Regions from separate parts of the Homo sapiens genome. Here region 2 is linked to region 1. Evidence: chromatin loops called from intact Hi-C (ENCODE). Cell type or tissue: IMR-90. All regions are shown on one strand. Links, peaks and the distances in the headings refer to the core of each region. The heading gives the core; the rest is flanking DNA. Region 1 overlaps ALG5 (ALG5 dolichyl-phosphate beta-glucosyltransferase). Region 2 overlaps LOC102723490 (a long non-coding RNA gene).

Region 1 (12,836 bases), core at 2,434-10,433:
AAATTTTCCTTTAAAAGGTTCTTTACCTGTAATCCAAGTACTTTGGGAGGCCGAAGTGGGCACATCACTTGAGACCAGGCGTTTGAGACCAACCTTGGCAACATAGCGAAACCCCATCTCTATTAAAAATACAAAAATTGGCCAGGCATGGTAGCGTGCCCCTGTAGTCCCAGCTACTCGGGAGGCCAAGGCAGGAACCACTGCACTCCAGCCTGGGCAACAGAGCAGTAACTTGTCTCAAAAAAAAAAAAACAAAACAAAACATGTTACTTACATTCCCATTAACTGGTATGATATTGACTATTAAATCAAATTCTTGTCAGTTCTGGTTATTCTATCTTTATTATTAATAAAAAAATAAAACGTTTGGGGGATGTTTTAGCTATCCATATTTTCTTTAAAGAATTTTCTAGGCTGGGCACGGTAGCTTATGCCTGTAATCCTAGCACTTTGGGAGGCTGAGGTGGGCAGATCACCTGAGGTCAGGAGTTCAAGACCCGTCTGGCCAACATGGTGAAACCATTTCTACTAAAAATACAAAAACTAGCCAGGAGTGGTGGTGCATGCCTGTAATCCCAGCTACTCAGGAGGCTGAGGCAGGAAACTGCTTGAATCTGGGAGGTGGAGGTTGCAGTGAGACAAGATTGCGCCATTGCACTCCATCTTCAGTGACAGAGCAAGACTCTGTCTCAAAAAAAAAAAAAAAAAAAAAAAAAGAAAAGAATTTTCTTAGCTGGGCACGGTGGTTCATGGCTATAATCCCAGCACTTTGGGAGGCCAAGGCAGGCAGATCTCCTGAGGTCAGGAGTTCAAGACTAGCCTGGCCAACATGGCAAAACCTCATTTCTACTAAAAATACATAAATTAGCCGGCTGTGGTTGCAAGCGCCTGTAGTCCCAGCTACTTGGGAGGCTGAGGCAGGAGAATCGCTTGAACCTGGGAGGCAGAGGTTGCGGTGAGCCGAGATCGCACCACTGCACTCCAGCCTGGGCAACAGACCGAGACTCTGTCTCAGGAAAAAAAAAAATTGTGTTATATACTTTGCCTACTATTTAGTAGTAAAATAATTTATTCCCTTGTTTTTCTGGTAGAGGTACTTTGTGCAGAAAGGGAGAGAATGATTTTCTTAGAGAGGAAGCATGTTAAAAGTTCAAATAGCATATGGCAAATCAGTTTTAACTTTAAACTTGAAAAGAGCAACAACACTATTGAGTAATACATAAAAAAGAACATACTTCTCCATTTCAAAGATTCATGAGTAGAGTTAAAATACCATGTAATTTAACTAAAAACAAATCAAAATCCAAAAAACTTTCTTTTACAAATCTCGTTTTTATCTCAGCATAAGTCCCCAAGAGCTTTTAAGAGTTTTGTGTATCTGAAGAATTCTGATGTAAGAGCTGAATCCCTGATACCAATCTCACTATCAGGTAGAATTAATCTAAACATTTTTTCAAAAAGTTAGCTGTTCTTCAGAAATGAAAGATATCTTTGTTTTAAAAACTGCCCATGTTAGAAAATGTCTGTAGACATGGAGTCTCTTTCTTTTAAACCTCTTTTGGAGTATAACTGAATTTCCCATGGTTTTTTAAAATGAGTATTTAAGTTACTATGACAGTTGGCTTTTAATAAGTGAGGCAGGTGTGGTGGCATGTGCCTGTAGTCCTAGCCACTAGGGAGGCTGAGGTAAGAGGATTGTGGCTGAGTCATGATGGCACCATTGCACCCCAGCCTGGGCAACAGAAGGAGATCCCAACTCATTTAAAAAAACAAAAAAATAGGTGCAGTGGCTCATGCCTATACTCCCAGCACTTTGGGAGGCTGAGGCAGGGGAATCGCTTGAGGCCATGAGTTCAAGACCAGCCTGGCCAACATGGTGAAACCCCGTCTCTACTAAAAATACAAAAATCAGCCAGGCATGGTGGCACACACCTGTATTCCCAGCTACTTGGGAGGCTAAGGCATGAGAATTGCTTGAACTCGGGAAGTGTAGGTTGCAGTGAGCTGAGATCATGCTACTGCACTCTAGCCTGGGCGACAGAGTGAGACTGTCTCCAAAAAAAAAAAAAAAAAAAAAAAACAAAAACGGTGGTAAGAAGTAAAGTATATATTATCTTCTAGCAAGAAATGCTAAATCAATCAAAATCTTTCTCAGTATTTTTTTTTTTTTTTAATGGAATCTCACTCTGTTGCCCAGGCTGGAGTACAGTGGCAAGATCTCGGCTCATTGCAACAACCACTTCCTGGGTTCAAGCGATTCTCTTGCCTCAGCCTCCCGAGTAGCTGCGATTACAGGCACGTGGCACCATGCCCGGCTAATTTTTTGTATTTTTAGTAGAGACGGGGTTTCACCATGTTAGCCAGGATGGTCTCCATCTCCTGACCTCATGATCCACCCGCCTCGGCCTCCCAAAGTGCTGGGATTATAGGCATGAGTCACTGCGCCCCACCTTTGTTTTTTTTTTTTTTTTGAGACGGAATCTCACTCCGTCACCCAGGCTGGAGTGCAGTGGCACAATCTCAGCTCACTGCAACCTCCGCCTTCTGGCTTCAAGAGATTCTCCTATCTCAGCTCCCAAGTAGCTGGGATTATGGGCACGTGCCACCACACCCAGCTAATTTTTATATTTTCAGTAGAGATGGGGTTCTGCCACGTTGGCCAGGCTGGTCTCAAACTCCTGACCTCGGGTGATCCGCATGCCTCAGTCTCCTGAAATGCTGGGATTACAGGCGTGAGCCACTGTGCCCGGTCCTCAGTACTTTTTAAGTTAAATATTTTCACACAATTTACTGGAGAAAAGGAATAGATAGAGATATAGCTAATTTATATTAACAATCATAAACAGTAACAGAATTGGATCTGATGAAAAAATATCAAGCACAAAGATGAATGTTAGCCGGGCGTGGTGGCTCACGCCTGTAATCCCAGCATTTTGGGAGGCCCAGGTGAGAGGATCACTTGAGGTCAGGAGTTCAAGACCAGCCCTGGCCACCATGGTGAGACCCCACCTCTACTAAAAATACAAAAAAAGTTAGCCGGGCCTGGTGGTGGATGCCTGTAATCCCAGCTGTTTGGGAGGCTGAGGCAGGAGAATCACTTGAACCCAGGAGGCAGAGGCTGCAGTGAGCTGAGATTGTGCCACTGCACTCCAGCCTGGGTGACAGAGTGAGATTTGGTCTCAATTAAAAAAAAAAAAAGGAAAAAAAAAGAAAAAAAGATGAATGTTAATAATTACAGGTACTGGTTGAGTGCTGAACACATGCTAAACACCTGACATACATTTCCTTATTTATTTATTAATTATGGAGTCTTGCTCTGTAGCTCAGGCTGGAGTGCAGTGGCACGATCTTGGCTCGCTGCAACCTCCACCTCTTGGGCTCAAGTTATTCTCCTGCTTCGGCCTCCTGAGTAGCTGGGACTACAGGTGTGTGCCACCATGCATGGCTAAGTTTTTGTATTTTTAGTAGAGATGGGGTTTTACCATGTTGGCCAGGCTGGTCTCAAACGCCTGTCCTCAGGTTCCCAAAGTGCTGGTATTACAGGGATGAGCCACTGTGCCCGGCCACATTTCCTCATTTTAATCACTACCTCAGAGTTATGGTGTCTAAAACAAATGACTTTGGAGGTTGAGTTCTCTTTTGGAAGCCTGCTTTTCTACCCATATATTGAGAGGGTGAAACAAACATACCAGCTTCTTAGACTTGCTCACATGGTCCACAAAAAAAGGGAGAAGGACTAACTGTCACATTCTTTTAAGGAACCAAACCATGCACGCAGATATGAATCATTGGTATACAAAACTAGAACTGGCCAAGGATTACTATATTAGAGATAGAAGAGCATTCAGGGTCATTAGTAAGCAACCCAGCACTCCAGACTGAGTTGTGCGTGTAGTTAAGATCTGCTTCCTATGGTTCTTCTTAATGTAATTTTTCTCCGTATCTTTTTCATATCCATTAATTCTAGTCATCTGTGGGCTTAAAAAACTAAAAACTCAGCTTGTTAGAGCTATGTCTAAATCAGAATTTAAGGGCCAGGCGTGGTGACTCAGCCTGTAATCCCAGCACTTTGGGGGCCAAGGAGGGCTGACTGCTTGAGGTCAGGAGTTCAAGACCAGCCTCGGCAACATGGTGAAACCTCATCTGCTAAAAATACCAAACAATTAACCAGGCATGGTGGTTTGCACATGCACTCTCAGCTACTCGGGAGGTTGACACATGAGATTTGCTTGAACCCTGGAAGCAGAGGTTGCAGTGAGCCAAGATCGCATCACTGCACTCCAGGCTGGGTGACAGAATGAGACCTTGTCTCAAAAAATAATAATAAAAAATAAATAAAATAATTTAAAACCTAAGTCACAGCCTGAGAAATGACTCTATGATCATGAAATACACACTTTTTAGCATTTATTTTGCCTGTTAGGGATTTTTGATTCTATTTAGAAAAGTTAAGCAACTGAACAAGTGATCATCATATACTTTGGGATTATTTTTTGAAAAAATTTTTTATTATTTTTTGAGACAGAGTCTCTCTCTGTTGACCAAGGTGGAGTGCAGTGGCGCAGTCCCGACTCACTGCAACCTCTGCCTCCCAGGTTCTAGTGATTCTCATGCCTCAGCTTCCCGAGTAGCTGGGCTTACAGGTGTGCGCTACGACACCTGGCTAATTTTTAGTAGAGACGGGATTTCGCTATGTTGGCCAGGCTGGTCTCATACTCCTGGCCTCAAACGATCCTCCCACCATGGCCTCTCAAAGCGCTGGGATTACAGATGTGAGCCACTGTGCCTGGCCAGCATATACTTTGCTTAGAAAAATTACTAAAAAACAAGCATATTTTTAAAAAGAGGTAGACTAACTACCAGTTAGGAAACTGAAAATCTGAGAGGAAAGCTTTGCATATTAAAAAACAAAGATGTGGGAAAAGAAAATACAAGTAAAATATAAATGAAAGTTTTGGCTGAGCGTGGTGGCCCATGCTCCTAATCCCCACAATTTGGGAGGCCGAGGCAGGCAGATCACTTGAGGCCAGGAGTTTGAGACCAGCCTGGCCAACACAGTGAAACCCCATCTCTACCAAAAAACACAAAAAATAGCCTGGCGTGGTGGTGCGTGCCTGTAATTCCAGCTACTCGGGAGGCTGAGGCACGAGAATCGCTTAAGCCCAAGAGGCAGAGGTTGCAGTGAGCTGAGATTGAGCCACTGCACTCCAACCCAGGTGACACAGGGAGACCCTGTCTCAAAAATAAAATAAAATAAAATAAAATTTTTAGTATGAAAATGTAAATGCCCTATTTTATTTGTATGTATTATACAAAGCTCTACTTAAATTATATACATGTAGTTTAAAACCTTACAGGAGCACTTATTATCAGAAAAGAAATTGTAGGCAACTTTTGTAAGATGACTTTGTATAAGAATCATCAGAACCAGAACATGTAACCTGGTTACTCTAAGAGGAAATACAAGCAAGTAGTAATAAATTTCTTTTTGTAGTCATTAAAAAAAAATCAGCTAAGAAAGAAGACATTAGAAACCACTGTAAAACGTACTAAAGAAATGACTTAAATGGTCAAAGCAATATTGTAAAAGATATTTAAGCTAATGACTGCCATCTAGTGAGACAGTCACGTAATTATAGGACTTGACTACAAAACCCACGTTCCTGTTTCATTATTTTCTGAACTATTTCAGTCGCTATTTTTATTAGGGCTTAGGGAAATACATGCAAGGCATGCTTATCAAATTTGTGGCTTAAATGAATTGAGAAAACAGCTATTGCCCTAAGATAGAACAAGAACCTACACTTTTAGACACAGAAATCTAACAAGTTGAAGTTGAGATAACTAGCCACAATTCCATTCCTGAAAACAAAGCAAAAGAACACAGAAAGAAATCCACACCAGTATAGAGATGGAGAGACAAAGTTCAAAGGCAATGAACAGGAAAAAGAGTTGGCAATACCTGTACGAAGTAACAATGTAATGTGGAAACCAAATCCACACGAACAGACACATCTTCAGTGGAAAATTATAAGAAAAAAATATGCTATGTTTAAAAACTGTAAGAACTGGGCCAGGCGCAGTGGTTCATGCCTGTAATCCCAGCACTTTTGGGAGGCCGTGGCTGGTGGATCACGAAGTCAGGAGATAGAGACCATCCTGGCTAACACGGTGAAACCCTGTCTCTACTAAAAATACAAAAAAAAATTAGCCGGGCATGGTGGCAGGCGCCTGTAGTCCCAGCTACTGGGGAGGCTGAGGCAGGAGAATGGTGTGAACCCGGGAGGCGGAGCTTGCAGTAAGCTGAGATTGCGCCACTGCACTCCAGCCTGGATGACAAAGCGAGACTCTGTCTCAAAAACAAACAAACAAACAAACAACAACAACAAAAACCGTAAGAACTGACAGCCTAAAACAGAGAATACACATGGAAAACAGCTTTGACTCTCTGAAGGGCTGTCACAAAGAAGTGGAGTAGATAATTTTGTGTAGCTACAGAAGACAGAAACAATGGAAGGGGGTGATTAAAAGGAGACATATTTGCATTTGGTGTCTAGAGGAACTTCACAGCTGAGCTGAGACAGAATGAGCTGCTTAAGCATCACTAGAGCTATGCAGTAGAGGCTGAAAGATCACTAGGTAGTTGTAAAAACTTTCCAATATTGGATAAATGATTAAATTAGATTTAAGAGTCAGCAAACTATAGCCTGTAGCCCAAATCTGATCTGCTGCTTATTTGTGTAAATAAAGGATGTATTTTATCTATGTCTACTTTCATGCTACAATAGAGCGTTGAGCAGCTGCCACAGAGGCTGACTGGCTTTAAAGCTGAAATATTTACTATATGGTCCTTTACAGAAAAAGTTCTCTAACACCTGAATTACATAAGTAAGAAGATTTCTTCTAATTTCTCTATGCATGTCAACTTCAGAATGTAAGTTTTCTGAGAGCAATGACTGGCTGTTTATAAGCTTTGTCAGAACCATATTTTTCACTGGGTGGATCCAAAAACTATGAATTTTGTAACTTTAACCACCTATCATTTATTTGCCTCCTTTCCACCTCCTGCAAAGAGTATTACATGATGCATATTAATAAAACTTACTAAATTTAATTCAAATTAATTCAATTGAGCTGGGACACTTAAATAATTAGGGATACTTTAAGGTGCTGTAAAACCAAGGCTACGAATTAATAGCTTAATGATAATCACATGCTTTAATTCTTTAAAACTTAACATTTCTAGTAACAGTGTAGTAAATGGGATTATGATAAGGAAAAAATATGGCATCAGAACTCCTTTTCTTTACAGAGTAGTATAAAGGAACTAGATTTATAAGAATAAAGTTCAGATTTTTGTTTTATTGTTTGGTTCACTCCCTAACATCAGCAAAATCATTTAAATTATCTTTGCCCTACTGCTGAATGACAAAATCAGCTGCTAAAAATCTGATGCCTTATGCCCTCCCTCCCACTGAGTGACTCCCTCTAGAAAGATAATGCAAGGGAAATATTTATCAAGTTTCTCTTGGGGTCCTCTGGAGAAAATCAGGAAATCACACCAAGTAACTTTATGAATGAGATTTTCCTTTTAGCCTATCATGATTTACTAAGATGTTGGACATGAAATACTTTTTTAGTAAGAGTGAACTACAACATATCCAACAATAAATTCATATCATGTTATAAGCCAGAGAACTTTTTGTGATGATGGAAATGCTATACAACAAGCGGGGCATGGTGGCTCACTTCTGTAGTCCCAGCTATTCAGGAAGCTGAGGCAGGAGGATGGAGTTTGAGTCCAGCCTGGGCAACACAGTAAGACCTTATCTCCTTTAAAAAAAAAAAAGGTAGCTTTTAGCAACAAGTAATTTAAATGTGGCCAATGAAACTGAGGAACTAAATTTTCATTTTATTTAAATTTAAATAGACACATGCAGCTAGTGCTACTTGTCTGAAGAGCAATGGTATGAATATCTTTACAGCTAATTCTCTTAAGAATTATATTAGTTGATTCACTTAGAATCTTAAAAAAACAAAAAACACCTAGAAAAAAACAAAAAAAACAGCTAGAAATACAAGGGATGGGGATGGATGATGGTGGGGGAGAAATATACTTCACAAAGTGTGGAATTAAATAAATATTTATTTCTAGAAGGATATGCAGTGAGTTTTTCTGTAATTATTATTAAATTTGGGGGGGCCTTATATGTTTACCTTTTTGTGTTGTTTGGTTTGGTTTTTGCTATAACAGGATCTTAATAAATATGTAATAATATTCAGTTCTAAACTAGGTCTATTTCATTCATAGATAGTTTTACATATTCATCTTATTTTGGTCTCAATTTGTTTCCTTAGTTCTGTAATTTTTTTTTTTTTTTTGAGACAGGCTCTTGCTTTGTCACTGAGGCTGGAGTGCGGTGGGGCAATCACAGCTCACTATAACCTCAAACTGCTGGGCTCAAATGATCCTCCTGCCTCAGCCTCCTAAGTAGCTGGGACTAGACGCATACACCACCACACCCTGTTAATTTTTCTCTTATTTTTACAGAGATGGGGTCTTGTTATGTTGCCCAGGCTGGGCTCAAACTCCTGGCCTCAAGTGATCTTCCTGCCCTGGCCTCCCACAGTGCTGGAATTACAGGCATGTAAACCTGGCCTGTAATTTTTCTTTTAATACCATTTTGTTGTTTTGTCATCTTACCTTTGAAGACCTGTGTTGCTAAATTCTTATTTTCATTGTTTTATTTCTTTAGCCAGAATACTTGCATGTAATTTTGTCCTTTTCCTTGGATTACACTGTCTTAAATCTTTTGTATGCAACTTTAATTCTTTTTTGTGTAATTATATGTTGGTGTGATTGCCATTTCTTTCTTTTATTTTGTCATGATTAACATGGGCAGCTCTCCTACAGTAAATGAACATTCTCCTTGATGTACCTGTATCTCTTCCCCCTCTAAACTAGAATTTCAAGGCCTGAGTATTATATCTGGACTTGAGGGTAGACGGTGGGAAGGCAGGGAGGAGGGACCCTCCCCTGGAGCTCTACGTGGCTTTGTTGGTTACTTGGGTTCCCTGGTCTTGTGAGATTTTGTCGAGTGTCTTGAACAAGGTACACTCCATCCAGGAAAGGATCTAGTCACATGGATCTGTGTCCCCAATTCAGCTTACAGTCCTGAAAAATGGCAGACCTCAGCAAGTTTTCTTGCTTCTGCTGAAATTCTGACGTATTGTGTGGTGGTAGGTATATTGTTTGACATATTGTGTGATGGTAGGTATATTGTTTGATGTTGTCCAAGGGTGCTTTTTCATTCTCTTATTCATTTTTTCCAGATTGGGAAGTATTTGGCAAACGCTCAGGATCCTGAGCGTTTGCCAAATTCATCTTATTTCTCTAAATGGCTTTTAAAAGGTAGGAATGGTACTAGGATTTTATTTCTTTCCTCAACCTCCACTTTTTGAAGTTATGGTGTGAAGTTTCAAATAATCCTTTTTGAGTGATTGCTGCTTGTGATTTTGTTTGTTTCATCAAAAACTGGATTCTGTGATCCAGCTTCATTTCACATCTTTACCTGGAATTCAGGCTATACTTTTAAATAAAAGTCTTAATTGAATATGCACAATAAATATTAAAACTTGGGTAGAAGCAATCAGAAACCAAGAGAGAGAAATGGTCACAATATTAAATAAGTAATTGTCAAGTGAATCTCATAAAATCAGACAATATTTGTAACAAAATGATCAGTTCCTCTATGGGGCTGTACCATTTGTATAAGGATTTCATACCAAAAACACTCAGTTTTTAAACTGATAGGTAAACTCTCCTTTAACTTTACTTTAGCTCTCCTGCATTCTTGACTGAATGTTATTTAAACTACATTCTTATACTCACAGGCCAAGGCTGTAGATCATTTAGCCCCTTTTCTAATTTCTCAACATCTGGAAACTTTGTGGCTCCATCAGCATCTGCCATAAGGATCTTTTCTCCTCGAGAACTGAATATACCCTGTATTTTAAAATTTCAAGTCAAAGAAAATTGGTTAAAACTCAGGTTAAATTCAATGACACTTCAGTCTGTTCTACTTAAAATACCTAAGAGTGAAAGATGAGGTATGAGATGGCTGAAGGAGGCCAGAGTTCACTGAAAACAAATTACCTGTATATTAAGATCTTCTCAAATGAACCTATTGCCTATCTTCATTATTTTAAAAACTTTGTGAAGTCATACTACAAATATCTTGGAAAATACCAAGATAATAAAATAGGTTTGGACAAATTAAAGATATTCTGCATCACAAAGAATAAAAAACGGACAGTACGTATCATACATATTATATGTTTATCGTGTCATGATGCTTAAAATGAATTACGGGCTACTTAGAACCACATATAAAGAACATGTTTATAGACAGATTAAACATTCTAATATATAGATATGCTGTGAAATGCACAGGTCTTTAGTATCATTTATTATAGGATCTAAAGTTTACTAAATTAATTAAAGAAATAAAAAGTGTCAATAAACTTTAAGAATTATGCATAAATCCAAATGTTATGTTATGCCATTTGCGGTATTTGAAACAGCAAAATTATGCCATTCAATTCTGAATTGGCTGGTCTTTTGTGCAAATTATGGCTCCATGAGTGCATATTTCATACAGAAATAAACTGCACATCAACTTTTAATTTCTCTGATGTATTTGAGTGAATTCCTTATTTCTTACGTGCAAATATATTTATGGTTTGATATAGTAAAATTGCTTTGATAACACAACATAGTGTGACTATAGGTAAGACATATACAAATGTAGAGAGAAATCAGATCATTTATTCTATGGTATAATAAGCTAACTAGTTAGTATCTGTGATGTCTTTTTAATCACACCCATTAGAACAAATGCAAAAGGCTAGGTGAGATGACTCACACCTACTACAATCCTAGCACTTTGGGAAGCTGAGGTGGAAGGATTGCTTGAGCTCAGGAGTTTGAGACCAGTCTGGGCAATACAGTGAGACTCCATCTCTACAAAAAAATTTAAAAAATTAGCCTGATATAGTGGCACATGCCTGTAGTCCCAGCTACTTGGGAGGCTGAGGTGGTAAAAAAACTGGAGCTATTAGTCTGAAATGGGGCAAAAAACCAGTAAGTGACTAATTTCAATGATGCGTGATCAAACTTGTTTAAGCCTACTTTCCTGTTCTACCGTCTATGGCCTTCACTTTGCTGCAGCTCCTTGAAAAGGCAGTCTACCATAGCAACTCCCATTTGTGTTTCCTCAGTCATATTTTATACCCATTATTTCTCATGTGCCTCACTGCCTTAAGATTTCCTGATTCTCCTTTTCTCTGTAACCTCCTCTTTGCCAGTTTAATGGCTTCAGGTTCAACTATCATCTGACATATGTGGATGACTCACTCACATCCTCTCTCCTAGGCTATTCTGGATACCACTGCATGTTGTTTCAAACTTAACATGGCTCAAACTCAACATAACTGCCTCTTATACCAGCTCCTCCTCCAGTGTTTCATTCCTTCTATTAATGGCATCGTCATCCTCCCTGTTACCCAAGGCCAGTGGTACTCATTTGACATAGTTTGGATCTGTGTCCCCTCCAAATTTCATATTGCAATGTGATCCCCAATGTTGGAGGTGGGGCCCAGTGGGAGGTGTTTGGGTCATGGGGGTGGATCCCTCATGAACAGCTTGGTGCTGTCCTTGCAATAGTGAGCAAGTTTTCATGAGATCTGGTTGTCTAAAAGTGTGTGGCACCACCGTGCCCGCTAACTTGCTCCTGTTCTCGTCATACGATGCTCCTGCTTCCACTTCGCTTTCTATCATGAGTGGAAGCTTCCTGAGGCCTTCACTAGAGGCAAATGCTGGCACCATGCTCCGTGTACAGCATGCAGAACCGTCAATCAATCACATCTCTTTTCTTTATATGTTATCCAGTCTCAGGTATTTCTTTATAGCAATGTAAGAATGGCTTAGCATGTCATTCTTCTCTCTGATCCCAGACCCAATGCTATGTCATTTTAATAGCTCTCACATTTATCCCCTCATTTTCTTCTCTTCTGTCACTATCATAATCCAAATAAATATTCATCATACCTTGCCCAATATTGCTACACTTGATGCTGGCTGATTAAAGTGTCACTCTGTCAATGGTAAAAAATGTAAAAGCCCCTCGTCTACAGTTTGTGACCTTAACTCACCCACCGCTCCAGCCTTATCTCCAGTCAAGACGTGGGTACCATGAGTGGGTCCTTTATTGTGGCATGTTCTTTCACATTGCTGTGCCTTTGTTCATGTTCCCCGTCTAGGCTCCCTGCCCTCCCAACTTGGAGGTGGTTAAGTCCTAATCCTCCTTAAAGACCCCGCCGAGAATTTGCCTCCTCTGGGACATCTGTGCTGCTGCCCTCAAAAGATGGTGGCACCAACTTTTTGCATGTACTTCTATTATAGCATTTACAACACTGTATGGCAATGGTCTGTCTCCCTACTAAACTGTGATGTCCTTAAGGACAGAATAGGTGTCTTTCATCTCAGTGTCTCTAATGAAAATACAACATTGGCTGAATAAAGAAACAAATGGATAGATTTAAAGCCCATCATGACACTGCATCAATCCTACTTTCTTTCTGTTTCATATATCCTGTGACCCAGCCAAAGTGAATCACTGTTTCTAGTACATATCCAAAGAGTTCCTACTTCTGTCTTTTCTGGCTTTACTAAATGGCGTGCTGTTTTCTCAAGTCTTTTCTCTATAGAGTTATCAGAGAGGTTAAAAGCATGGCTTTCAGAGTGAAACTAACTGCATCCAAATCTTGACTCTACC
Region 2 (12,836 bases), core at 1,666-9,665, 250 kb before region 1:
TAAGAAATGTGATCTCATTTCGTCCTCACAGAGCCTCAGAAAGTAACATCACTGTCTACATTTACAAGTGAGGAAACAGAGGCAACGAAAGATGACTGTCAGTCACTTGTGTAGGGTCATCTAGCTGGGAAATGGTGAACAAAGCCAAAATTCAAACCAGTCTGTCTCCCCAGCAGTGGTACTTAGCTCTGTCTGTGAATCAGAATCACTGACGAACTATATAAACAATGATGCCTGGGTCCTAGCCCCAGAGATTCTGATGCCATTGGTCTCGTATATCCCGATTTGCTAAAGCTCCCCAGCTGTATCAGTAATCTGTTGCTGCAAAATGAATTACCACAGACTTAATGGATTAAAATAATGGCAGATCTACTATCCAACAGTTTTTGTGGGCTAGGAATCTGAGCACAGCCTAATAGAGTCCTCTGCACAAGGCTGTGATTCAATTGTCAGCCAGGGCTGTGGTCTCATCAGAGATTTCGTAGTGAAACGATCTTTGTTTAAGCTCCCTCAGGGACTAAGTTCTCCATTTCCTTCATGGCCATCAGCACTCTTTACTCCTGGAAGCTGCCCACAGTTCCCTTAAGAAGGAGTCTTATACAACACAATGTAATCATAGAAGTGATTCATGTCAACTTCACCATAAAATGTAACCTAACTAAGGGAGTGACATCTCAATGCCTTTTCCATATTCCACTGGGCATGACTCATTAGGGGTCACCTTAGAGTGTATTTGTCGCACAGGTGATTTTAATGCACCATCAAGATTGAGAATCACAGCTCTAAAGCATTTTGCTCTATTTCTTTTCCACTAGAAATAGTGCAAATTTGAAATTCATAGCTTTTACATTTTTTTCTTACCACTCAATTTTAAATGGCATGGAAAATGAACAGAAAAGAAAAATGCTGTCCTCTCTAGTTATGATTACATACATGAAATTGTCACTATTCAACAATTTTTGACCTACAAAAACAGTAGTCTTATATGGTTCAATAGGATAATAATATTACTTTTCCCTGATAAACTATGTGCCTGAAAAATGCCTAGATGTGGTTACAGGTTCAGGTAGAAAAAATTAGAGGCAACTTATTCTCAACTACTGGCATAATTTTAGCAATTCCACAGCAAATCTAAAACATCTGACATTCTGTCTATAAAATATAGTCACATTTTCCAAATGGATTTCAGTAATACTGGAAAGCTTAGAAAATACAACTATTCTTTTATGAATCGCCAACACTTTTCCGTAGAAACAAAATTTAAATGATTTTCAGTTTGAGATATTTACAAAGGTAATATTATGGGTTAAGAACTGCTTTCGCAGAAATGAGAAAAAATGGCAAAAATAAGTCTCAGTGTTGTCTAAGAAGAAAACGTAAATTTAGACTGAGCATTTTCATTATGAAGTACTCAACCACATCTGCTGTGAAAATTCTCTGGGGTGGGTAGGCTCTAACTTCCTGGGGGTAAGCACTGGCTATTGCTGTCTGGGGGAAGCTGAATTCGAAGACAGTGACTCTAATTTACCTACGTGGCAATTTGCCTATTCAAAATGGTCTCCCAGAATTTCTCCCAGGAAGAATTAAAAGCAGTGAATTCACCACTCCTGGACCCAACTGAAATATCAGAATCAGTGGGTATGTTATGAGTTCAATTTCAAAGCAGAAAAGCCTTATTTTGGAAATGTGACTATTTTAGGGGCATTAAAAGAGAAATCTAAGAATGTTTTCTTTGCCTAGTGAAATGTGCAACTTCCTATAAAAATATCCCAGGCCCAGGCCTTCAGTTTTCTCACGCAAGGACACCTGGCCTTTGGAGAGGTTATGGTACTCTGGTGACAGAAGAGTCTATAACATAAAGAACCCAGTACTCTCTGGGGAGTTTTTTACTCTGAGAATACACAGCAGTTTTCTCCCACTTACAAATACTCTAAGACTGTGCCACCCAGCCTGGTAGCCACGAACCACATATGACTCTTAATCACCTGAAATGGGGCTAGTCTGAATGAAGATGCGCTAGAAAGGTAAAATACATACCAGAACATACCAGATTTCTAAGACTGTTCAAAAAAAGAAAAATATTTTATTAATAATGTCCATATCGTTAATATGTTAATATGATAATATCCTATCATTGATGATATATTAGGTTAAATAAAATATGTAACTAAAATTCATTTTACTAGTCTTTTTTTAACGTGGCCTCTAGAAAATTTAGAATTACATGTGCCATGCAGTGTATTTCTATTAGACATTGAAAACCCACTCTGTTCTTTACCAGTGAGGTCAGACTGAACCCAGCAGTCTTGCTGGCTCAGAAGGTCTGAGCTGGAACTTCAGATGTTGGATACTGAAATGAAGGGTTGCACCACAGAGCAACAGAAGGATTTATCCAGGTATCAGGCAAAGAAACAGACAAATAAATCACGAGGGCCAGGTTTCCATGAGTGTTTCAGGAGGAAAGTTGTGGTTCTGAAAGTGTGGTCTTTAGACCAGCAGCGTTGCTCATGGACTCACTGAGCATCACCATGGAACTGGTCGGACATGCCAATCCTCAGGCTTCATCCTCCACCGAGTCAGAAATTCTGGGGGTGGGAGCCAGTAGTGTGGGGTTTAACAAGCCCTCTAGGTGATTCTGATGCACCCTCAAATTTTAGAACCCCTGTTATAGCTCATTGAAAATCCCACCTGCCCTGTAGGTTGGAATTAGTTAACACTCCATTTCACAGGTGATATAGTTTGGATGTTTGTCCCCACTCAAGTCTCATGTTGAAATGTAGACCCTCATGTTGGAGGTGGGGCCTGGTGGGAAGTGTTTGGATCATGGGGGTGGATCCCTGATGAGTGGCTTAGGCCATCCCTTGGTGATAAGTGAGTTCACATGAGATCTGGTTGCTTAAAGGTGTGTGGCACCTCCCCCTACCTTTCTCTTGCTCCTGCTCTCACCATGTGACGTGCCTGCTCCCCCTTCACCTTCTGTCATGAGTACAAGCTCCCTGAGGCCTAATCAGAAGCAGATGGCAGTTCTATACTATCTGTACAGCCTGTGAACTGTGAGCCAATTAAACCTCTTTTCTTTATAAATTACCCAGTCTCGGATATTTCTTTTTTTTTTTTTTTTTTTTTCTGAGACAGAGTCTTGCTCTGTCGCCCAGGCTGGAGTGCAGTGGCGCCATCTCGGCTCACTGCAAGCTCCGCCTCCTGGGTTCACACCATTCTCCTGCCTCAGCCTCCCGAGTAGCTGGGACTACAGGTGCCCACCACCATGCCCGTCTAATTTTTTGTATTTTTAATAGAGACGGGGTTTCACCGTGTTAGCCAGGATGGTCTCTATCTCCTGACCTCGTGATCCACCTGCCTCGGCCTCCCAAAGTGCTGGGATTACAGGCGTGAGCCACCACACCCGGCCCAGGTATTTCTTTATAGCAATGCAAGAACAGCCAATACAACATGTGAGGAAACTGCGTGATAAAGAAAGAAATAAAGAAACTTGCCCTTATTACACAGCTATTAAGTGGCAAAGAAATCAAGCTTTCAACCCCAATGTTTATAATCCTAGAGTTGATACTCTTTATCAGATGTCAGCTCAATGAGAAAAACAAAAAGTCAGAGGAGAAACAAATCTAGATAAGTGGCTGTTAAACTTCATAGGGACTCTAACCAGAAAATTTGAGGACGCTCTAGTTGCCTCCCTGCAAAAATGCACTTTTATACAACACTGATACAATTTCAGGCTGCCCCTTGACCCATTGGAGGTTCTGCCTGCAGCCAATTTTATCATGCCTAATTGAGAGCTCCAGATTGGATGATGAGTCACTCTTCATAGTGAAGTAGTACTCCTTACACGAATAGGGTTTCATGTGTCTAATGCTTCCTACTAAACATATACTGAAGGAAAAAAGTTGATCTGAGATATTACAGATATTATTGTCTTAGCTGCCTTAACCAAATGCCGTAGACTGGGTGGCTTAACAACAGACACTTAGTCCTCACGGTTCTGGAGGCTGGAAGTCTGAGATCCTGGAGCCATCATGGTCAGGTTCTGGTGAAGGCTACCTGCCTGGTGGCAGATGGTACACTTCTTGCTGTGTCCTCACATGGCAGAGAGCAAGCTCTGAGGCCTCTTCCTCTTCTCATGAGGACATAATCCATCAGGAGGCCCACTTTTATGACCTCATCTAAACCTAAAGATCACCCAGAGCCCCCATCTCCAAATGCATTGGGGGTTAGAGCTTTGACATATGAATTTAGGGAGGTAAAATTCAGTCCATAGCAGATGGATGAGAACTATGTTTCTTCTGTTTGCTTAAGAAGGAACAAAATACTCATTAGTGGCTTATAACCCAACTGGCTCTAAGTGGAGGGAGGTACCAGACTGATTTTGAAATCTGCAAAGGGCAGGGTCTCCATGGGAAGGGAGGGCCACAGACATTGGTCACACTGAGCAGTAATGTCAAAGCACTGCTACAAAACAGGTAAAGGACCTTGCTAATACCGTCTGTCTTTCCTGTTTGAAGATGATACTAATAACAGTAATTTCTACCTGTGATAGCTTTGGGAGCAAATTAGGCTGAAAAAATTGACATATAATGAATGTCCCTTTGTGTTTGTAGTACAGAGGGTATTGGCAGAGCCTGAAGCTGTTTGATAAGCACAGCACAGCTCACTATTAACTTTAGCTGGAACATTTATAATTTAGTCTCAGACAATGGCGATCAAGTGCTTGGGGATGGGGATGAAGGCGAGGAGGCTAGTCTCTTTTTATCAAGCTGCAAAAAGAAAGCTAAACACTTATTCCTTCATAAAAGGAAAAAATAGGTTATCTTGAAATGTATTGGCAATTCTTTATTGTTTCTTTAATAAGTAATTCTACATTTAAGAAGATAGGAAAATATTTAAGGGTGACTACATACCCGCTGTTCATTTGGCATTTATTTAATGCCTTGAAAGAATAGGCATTCTCATATAAATGCGTTGAGTTCTGAAAGTTTGTACTTAGGCAAATAAAATTTTCCATAAAATTATAAATAATTTTATGTTATACATAATTATCTATATTCATATAAATACATTCATATATGTGTGTATATGTGGCTTTTTAAAAGTATTAAAATATATTTTAATTTTTTGCTTTTGGAATCATCCTGCAAACCTAACCATTATTTATGACATTTTTATGGGGGAAATGCAATTAATGTTAGAAACCTATATAAACCTACCCCTGGCAAAAGAGGAGACCTTCACTATCTTCTATGACTCTGTAAAGCAGAGAAGGGATTTTTGTTCTCCACCAGCTCTGGTGGAAGCAGTTTTCCTTTCCTCTGGCAGCTATTTTTGCAAGTGGAAAGGAATTCGCCCCCTGGTGGTGACCACATATTAACATGAAATATTTATAAATCGAGTTTTTATGTGTTACAAACTGCTTATGCATGCCTTCATTTGCCCACCCTGAGATTTTCTTGTAAATATTTATATGTCCCAAAGCTTTTAGGGCATCAGCTCGCATCCGAAAGAGGCTCTGCAAGTTTTCTGTGTAATTATTAGGGACATCAACTCTTTACTAACTATTGAACAAGAATAGATGACTTATTCTTGCAAGCTCCCAGGATATAATCATAAGCAAAAGTGTTTTTCTTCCAATATGAGTGCACCATCATAACTGTGCTCTAAGGTGGGTCCCAATAGTATTACTAAATTTCTAACAAACTAGTCCCTAAGTTGGAATTTCTGTAACACACACACACACACACACACACACACACACACACACGTTCTATCTATCAAATTTGATGGACAAGGTAAACTGATCTTGTCATTCCCCAGATACAATTTTCACTGCCCACAATTTTCACATTGCCTTTTTTATGGTCTTCCTTTAGCCGTGCTCTCTAGAAGAAATTCCCTTTTTCTTTCTATATTGCCTTAAATTTCATGGTCCAACATCCCCTTTCTCTAGCAACATGAAGTATTTATTCTTTCTCTTTCCTGAGATATATTGTGAACCTAGAAAATGCAAAGCTGAATAATGTGATCTCTCCTGTATTAAAAAAGGAAAAAGAACTTTTCTGCCTGAATTACCCTGCCTGGACTATATAATTAGCACCTTCTTATACATTATCTTGTCTCTAATTTTTAATTCCACACATTTCAAAACTTTATTATATAATGTCATATTAAGGTATTTCTAAATTAGAGTATATGCTCCTTCTGAGCAGAAAAATTTCTTACGCATCTTATACGGGTTGTGCATGCCTAATCTGAAGACCCAAATTCTGAAACGCTCCAAAATCTGAATGTTCTTGGGCACTGACTTGACACCACAAGCAGAAAGTTCCACACATAAGTACTTAGCACAAGCTTTGTTTTATGCACAAAATATTAAACATATCATATAAAATTACCTTCAGGCTATGCATATAAGGTGTATATGAAATGTAAATAAATTTTGTGTTTAGATTTAAGTCCGATCTCCAAGATATTACGTATATGCAAATACTCAAAATCTGAAAATACTGAAATCTGAAACACAGTCACAAGCATTTTAGATAAGGGATACTCAACTTGCACTTAATTTTTCATTCATTACTTCACTTCAGGGATTGTTTACCACATTTGTTCATTCATTTATCTAATTCACTCATTCAGTTAGCATCTATGAAACGTGAATGAGACACTGTTGATATCATTGGGTCCATGGGGCCTAAGGGCTATTTCCATAATGTGTGCTCAACAAATACCCGTGGAGTAAATAACCCACTCTCTTACCCAGTCCTGATTTTCATTATCTGTGAGCTGGAAAGCTAGTTGCTATGAAACAGAACAAAGGTAGCTGCAAAAAGATGTTTTCCGACATCCTGATATAATGACCCTGACTCTGCCTCAGTTAAATACAAATCCCTTCTGTCTAGCTGAGATCTCAGTATATGTGTCCACCAAGTGGCCTCACGGGAAAAGCAGGAACCCTGAGGAATAGAAGTGGTGATATTTGTGCCTGAAAGCGTCTGCCTTTCACTGTGAATGAAGCATGAGGCAGTGTCATCTGCCGAGAGAAAGGAAATGTCATCAGGGAGGTTGGGGCTTAAGGAAGAGGGAAGAATCCCTGGGAAGAAAGCAAGAGGCTGTTCCCTGGAGAATCGCCAAAGGATAGCTTTGAGCATTTCACTGAGATTGGAGACCAAAAGTATGTGGTGACAACGACCTGTGATTTCCTCCAACAACATTCAGTACCTGCTTCAAGGGACAGAAAAGGCCAGTTTTACATTAACCATGGTCAGAACACAGCAGGGTGATACCACTGGCAGAAATGAAGGCCCAGGCAGGAGAACAGTTTGAGAGATGCTCCCTCGTTTCTAGCCAGGGATGGAATAGAAGGAAGCGAAGCAATGAGGGGAATGGGAGCTTGGGAACCAAAGGACTCGCTGGGCATGGTGGGTAAAAGCTGGAGAACCAAAAGGCTGTGGTCACAGGTTATTTTCATATTGACCTTTGCAACTTCAGAAATGAAGTTGTTCTTGGTGAGAATGAAGTTGAGGATGGATAGCTCATGTAGAATAGAAGTAAAAGTGAAACGTTAAGGAGACCAAGTTAAAGTCTGGATGGATTCTTCACCAGAATATTAATACTATCTATAATTATGGCAGGAGTTCTGGAAGCCAGGCCTTCTGTGAATTAGATGGCAAAATCTTCAATAAATGAAGGTTGATAGGATGGGGAGAGTGGGATAGTCACACAGCCATGAAACTCAAAAACATAGAAAAATGCAGGGAATTTTGCCCCTTAGTAAAGTTTAATTGGTTTATAGTTTGGTTCATTCTGTAAAGCAGCTTATCTATTTAATAACTCAGGAAGCATAAGCATGGTTGGTAAATATATCAAAACTATGTAAATTCAGAAATAAATACTTAGAAAAAGCTTACAGTTTTATTCTGTGGTTTTCTAATGAAAGGCAATTTACCAGCCATTATGCATTTCCTATCTCATTTGAAAATAACACAGACTGACATTTTACTAATTCATTATGACTGATCAAAATCATATTTTGTTTTATCTAAGGTTTGGATAGCATTTAAGTGTTGTACTGGGATGCTTGTTTAGAAGGATTATGCCCAAGATTAATTTTTTAAATGACTGGATGTGAACATGTTCTCTTTCTGCACCACTTCTCATTCAACTTAGAATGCAAAGTACAAATCTTATTGCAACCTAACAAAATTCCTTGAGAGTTAAGAGTCTGGTTTCAAAACTGAGAAAATGTCATACAGAGTGTTTTAAACTTAAAGCAAAAGGATAGTGTGTGAATTCAAAGCGATAACGGTAAATGCTAGACATTAGCAAGTCTTTACTTCCTCGTCAAATACATGAGGAAGTGTAATCTATAGAACCTCATTATCTCTAGTTTGTGAGAAAGGCCATGGAGGAAACTACCACCTCCATCATTTATACCCCTTTAAATTCTCAAAAGTATCTCTTGACTTACCTACATAATAATTAGGTTGCTATTGAGACATGTTTGTTCTCAACCAGGCGATGACCAGGGAGGATCAAGGCCGACAGCTATATTCCCAAGGTATAAAGCGCAGGAGGGATGCAGCAAAGAAAGCCCCTTGAATTTAAGTCAGGGCATTTCGGTTGGGGGTGGGCAGCTTTGGGGAGTAATGGGACCAGGAAGAAGGAAGGGTTGTAGGACAGAAGGGTTGGATGGTGACCTGGTTCTGGCTGGTGCTCTCAGGGTTTCCACAGGCCTATCCTAAAGTCAAGGATAGGCCCTTGACCATACCAGTCTTCCCAGGTGATAACATTATACTCCCATGCTTCAGCCACAAGCCCAACCCCACTCCTGCCCTTCTAGGCAAGTTTCCTTCTCATCCATTACATGCCAGGGATGTCACTCTCATGAATAATTTCACAGAATATATTAGTTGTGTCCTATGTATACTAAATGTAAAATGTCTCTTAGGCCTCAACCCCTTTCTATAAATTGGGACAATAACTCCCCACTGCACTTTCTGCTACTCTCCACTGGACAGACAGTTGCAGCTTTTTGTGCAGTGCCAGCCGCATTCATGTAACACCATTGTAAAGGTTGAAGTCAATAGATTTGGCAGTATTAGGTGTCTGGTTACAGGGCTCCTTTCAACACTGGCAAAATGAACATTATTGCCACCAATGATCCCTTCATTGTTTTCAACTACATGGTCCTCATGTTCCAAGTTGATTCCACTATGTCAAGTTCAATGGAATCTTTAAGGATAGGAATGGGACGCTCATCATCAGTGGGAAGCCCATTTCTATCTTCCAGGAAACAGGTCCCACCAACCTCCAATGGGGTGATGTTGGTATGGGGGCCCCTGGTGTCATCACTATCTTCAAGAAGATTGGGGTTCACTTAAAGGTGAAGTCACAAAAGTCCTCATCGCTGCTTCTTCTGCTGATTCCCCCATGTGTGCAAGGAGAGTGAACCATGAGAAACATAAGCATTCCCTCAAGACTATCAGCAACAACACCTGAACCACCAACTGTGCAGCCCTCCTCCCCAAGAACATCCATGGAACTCTCCCAGCAGGGAGGACCTCACTGTTATAAACAATGCCATCAGTGCCACTCACAGACTGTGGATGGTCCTTCTGGCAAACCATGGTGCAGTGGTCATCGTGCTGCCCAGAGCAGCATCCTCACCATCACTGGCACGGCCAAGACTGTCATGAATCTGACTTGCCACCTTGAGAACATTGCCAAGTACAATGACATCAAGAATGTGGTGAAGCAGGTGATGGGGGCTTCCGAAGAGCCTCCTGAGCAACATTGAAGACTAGATTGTCTCCCATGACTCTAATAGTGTAACGCTGTGGATGCAGGGCCTGGCTTCACCCTCAATGACCACTTTGTTAAGCTTTTTAGTATGAATTTGATTATAGTAATCAGGTCTCCCGAGGAGTAAGATAGCCTTGTTTCAAGGCTATTGAAACAAGTCCAATAGCCTTGAGGTACAAAGAGAGAGAGATTCCATCACTGGGAAGTCTTTGCCTTGCCTCCACCCCCCAATACACTGAGAAACTCCCATCCTCAACACAGTTTCCACTCCAAGCCCCTGAAAAACCCTACCTTGTCGTGTACCATCAGGACCATTAATACCATACTCTACACTCAGATGAGGGAAATCTACATGAGCTCCCCACTGAGAATCACTTCTGAGCTCTCTAGTATGGCCTATCCCTTCCTAGTTAATCTCAGGTCTTCTGTCCTCACCACTAACCACTTATCCAACCCAGCACCATATATATCAGCCATACTGGGCTATTTGCTGTATTTTATCAACTCTGCGTTGGTGACTACTGTTGCCCTTGTTCTAATGTTCTTTCTCTCATACTGGCAAGCCTGATAAATGATAGATAATCTTGAAAATGGGGTAGTGGAGAAAGGCCTTGATAATAAGAAGTTAGTAGCATGTAATTACCCACGGATAAGTAAATCACTGATGATTGTTGGTTGTGAAATAGCTAAACACATGATGCTACCTGAGAGACATGACCCAAATGTCACTTTTTCTCCAGTGTTTTCTCGGCCCTATTTCTCCACCTCCCCCAAAAATATCTTCCTGCCAAAATTAATTATTTCTTCCTCTACTTTCGTGAGAAAACCAAGGCCATCATTTATGAGTTCTTTCATTTTCCATTCTCATTTCTTTTTTTAATGGTTCTTCAAATTGTGTTTCTTAATTTTACAATGCACCATTTCTTCCATGCAATGGACGAAAATCTGATACTGAACCACAGAGCATTGCAGTTGTGCCCAACCATAGAGCATTGCAGTTGTGCCCAAAGGCTGTGGTAACAGAAGGGTGACTTAAAGCAAAGTATTGGCAGAAGGTTAAGCACAGGGCCTGGTAAATGCCTGTCAGGGGCAGATGCGTAAGAAGTGTCCTCAATTCCCCTTTGTAGGACCTCACAGCCATGCTGAGTTCTCTTGGGTTTTTCAGGTGGAAGGGGTTCTATAAACTTCTTTACACCGACATAAGGCCTACCCCCAATATTTGTCTGATTTTTTTCACCTCATCCTCCACCCTAGCCATCTCATCAAATTCTCTGATCATCTTCCCATTGCTCAAATGCATATCATGTATGGCCTTCTTATATTCCTTGAGGCATGAGCCAGCCCCCGGTTGGCTTTCTTTTGGCTTTCCTGGGTACAATGTCCTCAGTGGGGGGCTTCCCTGCAGCCTTTGTTTCCCCCTCTGACTCTCCTCCTTTTGGCTTTCCTTTGCTCTCTGGCTTCTCCTTATTCTTTAGCATTTTCCTCATCTTCCGCCTTTCTCTTGTTTTCTATCTTTCCATCATTTTCTAATTTTTCCTGGTTTTCCAGGGTACAAGCTGCTTCCAGGTTTCCTTCCTCCTGTGCTTGTTCTTCATTTTCCCTTTCCTTGGTTCACAGGCTTTCCTTCATTGTCATGGTAGAGTTTTTCCATGTTGAGGCTTCCTCTCTCTTTCCTTATCTGTGGGGATTGGGGACAGGTTCTGCCTTTCTGTCTAGCCTACCCATGTGTGGGAACAATAGATATATGGACCAGAAAGCACCTGGAGCCACCATTAGTGATATGGTTTGGATTTGTGTCCCCATCCAAATCTCACATCCAAATGTATTCCCCAACGTTGAAGGAGGGACCTAGTGGGAGGTGATTGGATCATGGGGGCAGATTCCCCCTTGTTGTTTTTGTGATAGTGAGTTCTCACAACACCTGTTTGTTTTAAAAAGTATGTAGCACCTCCCCCTTCACTCTCTTCCTTTTGACCCAGCAATGTAAGACACGCCCCCTTCCTCTTCACCTTACACCATGATTGTAAGTTTCCTAAGGCCTCCCCAGCCATGCTTCCCACACAGCCTATAGAACCATGAGCCAATTGAACTTCTTTTCTTTATAAATTACCCAGTCGCAGGCAGTCCTTTACAGCAATGCAAGAATGGACTGATACAATTAGGAACCCAAGGACCAGAGTAGATTGAGGCCGACCTGGGGGAGGAAGGGTAGAAGACACCTGGATTCACATTCTCATTTCTAACGTTTGCTCCTGCGTACAAATTTGATCCCATCCCTTCCAGCCTGTTCTGGGACTTTGTTTCTTGGGTTCTTCTTGTAACAGTACCTTCATCCTTTCCCTCTGTTCTGAAGTCTGCCAGTCTGCCCACAGATTTGCATAGATGTCCCTACCCTAAATCACTGATCTCAGTGCCCTTTTAGCTAGTATCCTATTTCTAGCCTTTATCATCCAGCAGTTCCAGGGAGCACCATACCTATCTTGCCTCCATGTTGTTACTAAGGCATTTATTTGTCCACAGCGCCTTTTAGCTTCCTTCTTTTTTTTTTTCTTTTGAGATGGAGTCTCTCTCTGTTGCCCAGACTGGAGTACAGTGGCACGATCTTGGCTCACTGGAACCTCCACCTCCCAGGTTCAAGCAATTCTCCTGCCTTAGCCTCCCGAGTAGCTGGGATTATAGGCATCTGCCACCATGCCCGCCTAATTTTTGTATTTTAGTAGAGACGAGGTTTCACCATGTTGGCCAGGCTGGTCTCAAAGTCCTGACCTCAGGTGATCCACCAGCCTTGGCCTTCCAAATTCCTGGGATTACAGGCGTGAGCCACCATGCCCAGCTGGCTTCCTTCTTTCTTGACTATTCTTTTACTGCAGTTCTTTCAAGGTTATCTAACTATAAGAAATTATCATCATCATAGATGAGATGCCAAATACAGTGGCATTATTTTCAGTTTCCATTTAACATAGCTGACCTGTCTTAGCTTTTGAAATGTTCCCCTCCTGCGATGCCACAATTTCTTTAGTTTTCCT

Evidence for each region. Hi-C counts contacts between places; a loop is a spot of excess contacts. Peaks named below come from ENCODE experiments on the same cell type or tissue, not always from the same donor. Only the 100,000 strongest peaks of a DNase experiment are listed, where the experiment ranks them.
Region 2: it touches region 1 in a loop (8-fold over the local background); 2 of 110 quality-filtered maps call a loop at or near these places.

Annotation. Positions count from the first base shown.
Region 1 is chr13:36,975,735-36,988,570 of GRCh38, forward strand. It overlaps ALG5 (ALG5 dolichyl-phosphate beta-glucosyltransferase), which reads right to left. Exons shown (of 10, transcript NM_013338.5): 6 at 9,893-10,006. Among named protein-coding and RNA genes, the nearest start is that of ALG5, 17 kb to the right of the region's middle. In IMR-90, for the core only: a CTCF peak has its summit at 5,624 (motif pointing left); DNase peaks (open chromatin) are centred at 3,807 and 5,617; H3K27ac peaks cover 917 bases.
Region 2 is chr13:36,730,966-36,743,801 of GRCh38, forward strand. The region is part of intron 3 of LOC102723490 (a long non-coding RNA gene); the gene reads right to left. It also overlaps the pseudogene GAPDHP34 and the pseudogene TCEAL4P1. Among named protein-coding and RNA genes, the nearest start is that of SERTM1, 63 kb to the left of the region's middle. In IMR-90, for the core only: a CTCF peak has its summit at 5,359 (motif pointing left); a DNase peak (open chromatin) is centred at 5,356; H3K27me3 peaks cover 162 bases.